Linked DNA regions of Homo sapiens: region 1 is linked to region 2. A link is a loop called in an ENCODE intact Hi-C map of the cell type or tissue named here. Cell type or tissue: ascending aorta. All regions are shown on one strand. Each heading gives the region's core, and the rest is flanking DNA. Links, peaks and the distances in the headings are about the cores only. Region 1 has its middle 93 kb from the start of ZBTB20. Region 2 has its middle 220 kb from the start of GAP43.

Region 1 (2,926 bases), core at 321-2,820, 160 kb after region 2:
AAATATTCTAGAGGACTCTAAGAGCCAGTTTGAGAATCACTAGTCTAGGGTCTACAGATTATCACTTTCATCAACATCATCATCATCACCATTATCGTCAATCGAACATTACCGTTAAACATTGTGTGAATCTCAAACTGTCTGTATTAGGAATTGTGATTGGAGACAGAGAGAAAGAATAATCCCTTACCAAGTAATTTCAAAGCAGAGAAAATGAAATGAAAATTTGTTCTACATATCTCAACATCTGTCTTCAAAATTTAAGATGCCTTCTAGGAACATGCTAATATCCTTTCATCTCTCTTATCAACTTACTTATTATCTCATAGCAAGAACTTGGAGTTCTTTATGTCATTGCACATATAATTCTATAGAAGTCACTCCTCTCTTTTCATGTTCTTCCCTCCTATTGCCTCCAACACCATCTGTATTGTACAAGTAGTATCCTATAGATTGAGCTGAAACACACCTTTCTGTTTCTGTGCTGTTCAAGCTATACCAATAAAAACCAATACACATAGATTCCAATATGCTTCACAATCTATCATACATATGCCATTTTACTAAACACACAGAGTAAATGGAAGTATAAGTGGTACTTTTTAGCACTGAGTACAGGGTAACAACAATTTTTGTCCTTTTGTTCCTTGTGTTATGGCTGACACAAGACATAGATAAATTAGTACTTCTCAGAGTGATAAGACACGTTAGGGTCATTTTGGAGAGAATACAACCATGTCAGTTCACTGTACCTCTTTCATTGCTATTAAACACTAAGCCTTTGGAAGCAGAAGGGTTTAGTTTTGTTTTGTTTACTGTTTTGATGTACACTCCTTTCTGATTTAATTGCCCTAGCCTAATCATTCTAATAAGATGTTCCAATGGATAAGAGACTTGTGAAACCAGTAACTTCACTAACACCACAATTGTTATTGTATCCAGTCTTATTACCATTTTCCCTTAAAGTCAACTGATACATAATCAACTCCATAAAATACATGAGAATCTATATATTAACGCTCATTCTTACAAACGTACAGTCTTTTTGTATTATTCACCCAAGGAGCAATTATTGAGCATTTATCATGCACCCCTTCTCTCGTACCAAGCAATATACTCTGCTAGAATACAGAAATGCTGTATATATTTGGTAATACCAAAGCAGTCTCATCAGACCTCTCTCAGGATCTTTTGTTCAGCTCCTTTTCAATTCAGTTGCATCTGAACAGTTCACTAGATGATACCTGAAGAGAAAATAAAAACATAAAATTTATTTGTTTGAATTGTTCTCATAGTTGGGTTTATGTAACATAAAAAGTAATGATCCTAAATAATGTGTATTTTAATACACTATGATGTTGAAAGGCTCGATTCTATGCTGAGACACATAGGACTAGAATATAAAGTGTTTCCGGTAGAAAAATGAAGAGAGAGACAGAACATTGTTTTGCTGCTTTTAAATAAGCCACGCAAATAGCTCAGTCTAAAGGCTGTGTGTGTGTCAGTGTGAGATAATCCTGCCCTCTCCCTTCCTCTCTCCCACTTCTCCAGGGAAATGAGTCACACCTGCTCACTGCCCTTGATATGATGTTTGATATTCTGAATTCCCATCAGCCCTGCACAGCTAGGATGATGTCAGCACAGTTGACATTGTTAGATCCGTGCTCTGCGTACATCAACTCCCTGTCGCTCAGGCGTCAGCTGAATGTGGTGAAGGGGAGGAGGCATCATCATCTTAGCAACCAAGCCCACGTATCCAGGATCCAGAAATGGCATCTGGCACTTTGCTTTGGGGATTTCCAGCACTTCCCAGAATTTCAGCCAGATTAGAACACTTGCTCTGAATTAAAAAGAAATTACTCATCCTCTTCCCATCAGGATGTGTGTGCTTTTACAAAATTTTATATCAAAATGTTTGTCACCAAAGTATGTTTTACTGAAGTCCTCATCCCATTTTTCCTCAATTCCTCTGGGATATCCTTTATTGACTTTTAGAAATAATCTTGCTTCTATTTAAAAACAGAAAAGGTTAAATGAGACCCTTTTGTCATCCTTCCACCTCAAGTCAAAAATATATATAATGTGAACAATCAAGTTGTATGGAAAGTAGATAATTATGCTGATAATAATAATCTTCTAAGATGACTCCAGATAAAGTATGGCAGTATTTCTAGGTCTTGTTTTCAAATTATACCCATTTAACAAAAAATACAATAACACAATGAACTCAGACAGTTGCAATTCACATAGACATTTAATCATCTATTGATTATCTGGGAAAAAGGAAAGAGGGAGAACTTAGGGAAAAAACCTAAAAGGGTATTTGAAAGTGTTAGAGTAGAAGAACTATGGTAGTACCATGCCACCATGCCACAGCTGTCAGAAACCCCAACAATGGAGACTTAATGTCTACTTTTCCAGAGCAGTTTCTCCAAGTTATTGTGGGTATCTTGGCTGCTTCATATAAATGGTCCCAGTTGCTTTACAGCTATCTTATTGCTCCACTTACTTATTCCCAGAAACATTTCTGAGTACAATTCCTGTCTCCATAACACACGGAGTGAGGTGGGAGATTTAGGTATGTGCTGTGGTCAGAATATGTCCTCCAAAATTCTTGTGTTGGAAGTTTAATTTCCAATGCAACAGTGTTGGGAAGTTGGCCTTTTGGGAGGTGTTTAGGTGGTGAGGGCTTCTCCATCATGAATAGATTAAAGCCCTTATAAAAGAGACTTCAGAAGGTGTTCAGCTAACTTGCTTTCTTGCCCTTTTGCTTTCTGCCATGGGAGGACACAGCAAGAAGACCCTCACCAGACACTAAATTTTGGTGCCTTGATCTTGAACTTATCAGGCTCCAGACCTGTGAGAAAATAATTTTCTGTTCTACATAAATTACACAGTCTCAGGTATTCTGTTATAACAGCACAAA
Region 2 (2,926 bases), core at 172-2,671:
CCAAATAAACATTTTATGAGCATGAACACTGTGTTGTTTTCACATACATTCCACTGATGCCCAATAGAGTATGACAGCACACAGACATCCTGTGGTAGAAACCAATTATTATCCTTCAGGAATGAAGGATGTATTCTTCCAGCTGTTGGAAGTTATACTGAATAAAGCCCTTAATTGTCAGCCTCCATTGGAGATTCCTTAAGCTAAAGAGAGCCACTTCATTCCAGGTTTCATCCAATAACTGCTCCACACAAAGGTATTAAAGCCCAGCCCACTTTCCCAGCTCAGGACACCTCTGAAGATTCAACTGTGTCTTCCACTGAGACTGTGTCATAGCTTTACTTGTTCCTCTGCTCAATCCTGCTTCATTCCCTTCTATTTCATAGGGACTGACCCCAGAAGCACTTCCTAATAAACTACCTGCTTGTTAATCTTCATCTCAGAGCTTGCTTCCCAGGAAACCATCCTATGACATATCCTTATATGAATTTTTTATGTGACATGCCTCTCTTGTCAACCACATGCATTCACTGAACACCCTCATGGTGACTCACAGAGGAACAAAGACTATTGGGGCTGGAAGGGAACTTAGGGAGCATTTTATCCAACCACTTCATTTAATAGAGAATATTCTGAATTTAAGTAATTTACCCAAGATCACTTTCATAGTTAATGGCAGAGCTAAAACCAAACTCCAGGTCTCCTGACTCATAATCCAATATTTTTCTATTACACAATGATATTTTCCCAGAAAAACAAAAGGTCTTTGTGCACACTTGAAGAAGAATGTAACACTCTACATCAGCTTACAAAGTCAAAGAGCAAGAAATCATTCAATAAAAAAAAAATCCTCCTACCATGGTTTCTGGTTTATTTTCAAAAGCAGATATGAGTAATATTTTGAAATACTGCTGGTTTCCTATTCTTCATTAATATAAATAAACAGATACATCAGCTTGGTTGGGCCAACCTCCATTTTTGATGATACATTTGAGTTGGAAAATATCTTAAGACGGATTCAACAGGATCTGTGCTGGGATCCTGGAGGGCCTGCTGTAGTTAAACACAAACTTTAAAGTGCTTCAAATAATTTCTATGAATTATCATCCTCATCCTAGGCAAAATGATCATAATTCAGATCCTGAGTTAAGACACAGAGAAGGCCAGGAAGATTAACAACGAAGGCTCCAAGGAGGAGATGAAGAAAAGTGGAGACACTTACTGTTCTTCTTAGCTTATAAACAGGGCATGACAACTTTTCTTCTTGTAATAAATCTTATGATTTTTCCTATGTATTCCCATAATACCTTGTATGGATCTTGATTTTTGTGACCACATGGATTATGATTATCCTTTTTCTCCCTAACTAAACTAAGAGTTCTTTGCAGTCAGGCACTGTGCTTAGTCACTTTGTTATGGCTGGAAGAGATCGCGTTATCCCAAGTTACTGGCTGCATATTTGTCTGGGTCTGTAGCAACTTCAGTCCTTGCCTCCTCAGAAAAAAGAATTCAGCTGAGAAATTCTTTTATCTCAGAAATTCAGAAAATTCTTTTTCTGAATTTTATCTCAGAAAAAGAGACTGAGATAAGTTTCAGAGCAGGAATGGAAGTTTATTAAAAAGTCTTTAGAATAGGAAAGAAAGAAAAGAACCCTTGGAAGAGATCCAAGTGGGCACCCGAAGGTCAAAGACAGAAAAAGAAGCAAAAAAAAAAAAAAAAAAAAAGTCGGGGCTTTAAGCTTGATCCTAGGACTTTATAGGCTTGCCGCTTTCCCAAGATTCTTCCCTTAGGGTGGTCTTCCTGCATGCACAGTGCTTTCCTTACCTTTTGGAATTGAGCACTGGCAGTGTGTTTAGGACGTCATATGCATGCTCACCTAAGGCTTTCTTCCCTTTTCTGATGGCGTGTTCCAGGAACATCATACCTTGCAACTTTTGTCTCTTAACTCAGAAAGTTGCTTTTCCCTGGGGCCTGCATTCAATTAACATTTTGACGTTCACGGGTATGGACCATGAGGAAATGGACTCTCCCTGGTGTTGCCAAATTATAATTTTTAGAGAGGCAATGCCATAATTGCTGAACCATCACCCAACATTCCTAGTGGGGTGCAGGGGAGAGCCCCCTCCTGTAACAACTCGAGTGCCTAAGTCTGATTAGCACTGATTGAATGTTTGTCAAATGCGTGAATAGTTGAATGAATGACCAATGTTGTGGTCTCCTCGTCATTTTTTCCTCAAAATATCTTGCCCATAGAAGCCTTTATAGGGCCTGAGGACCTCATGGGAGTCAGGAGCAGAGAGGAAAGTTAAGAATTATTTTATGTTATTGCAACACATTTTACATATTAGGAAAAGAAGCCAGAGGACTGAAGAGATAGAAGGATTGTGAACTTATGCTATCAAAAGAAGTGTGTTTTGTGTGGGGTCAATGCTTCAGAGGAGTGAGCAGGATCCCAAAGTATATGAGTCCAAAATTTTCTCACCCTCCTTACCTAACTTAGAACTTAGGTAAGCATTCTCAGTTCTTATGTTTTAAACCTCTTTCTCTGAAACCTACAAATATTCCTTCAGGTCTAAACCTCAGGATAAAACTGGAGAAACAGAGCCCCAAATCACATGCATAGGCCCCAATCTGCAGAATAAGGGCCTTCAGCCACTGATCTTTCTATGAACGTGAAATGGGAGAGAGCACAGCTGGGATGCCTACCTCAAGTCTTATTAAACTGGGAGCTAATCTGATCAGAGGCCCAGCTTAACTGAGGCCAACTATATTTCCTCAGGGTTTTTGCTGTCCCTGAGGAGGAGAGGAGTCAAGACGCAGATCAGAAATACAGTATAAGTGCTTTCACTGAGGCATGCCTACATTTGCAATTCAATTCAGAAAGAGAGAAAAGAAGATGGAACGGGCTACCAGGCTGAAGCTAAAT

The links. Hi-C counts contacts between places; a loop is a spot of excess contacts. Peaks named below come from ENCODE experiments on the same cell type or tissue, not always from the same donor. Only the 100,000 strongest peaks of a DNase experiment are listed, where the experiment ranks them.
Region 1: it touches region 2 in a loop (2.9-fold over the local background); 4 of 110 quality-filtered maps call a loop at or near these places.

Annotation. Positions count from the first base shown.
Region 1 is chr3:115,238,623-115,241,548 of GRCh38, reverse strand. No RefSeq gene overlaps it. Among named protein-coding and RNA genes, the nearest start is that of ZBTB20, 93 kb to the right of the region's middle. RefSeq lists an enhancer at 1,062-2,261. In ascending aorta, for the core only: no CTCF peak of the experiment used is centred there; a DNase peak (open chromatin) is centred at 1,648; H3K27ac peaks cover 762 bases.
Region 2 is chr3:115,400,015-115,402,940 of GRCh38, reverse strand. No RefSeq gene overlaps it. Among named protein-coding and RNA genes, the nearest start is that of GAP43, 220 kb to the left of the region's middle. In ascending aorta, for the core only: no CTCF peak of the experiment used is centred there; a DNase peak (open chromatin) is centred at 1,430; H3K4me3 peaks cover 356 bases; H3K27ac peaks cover 2,500 bases.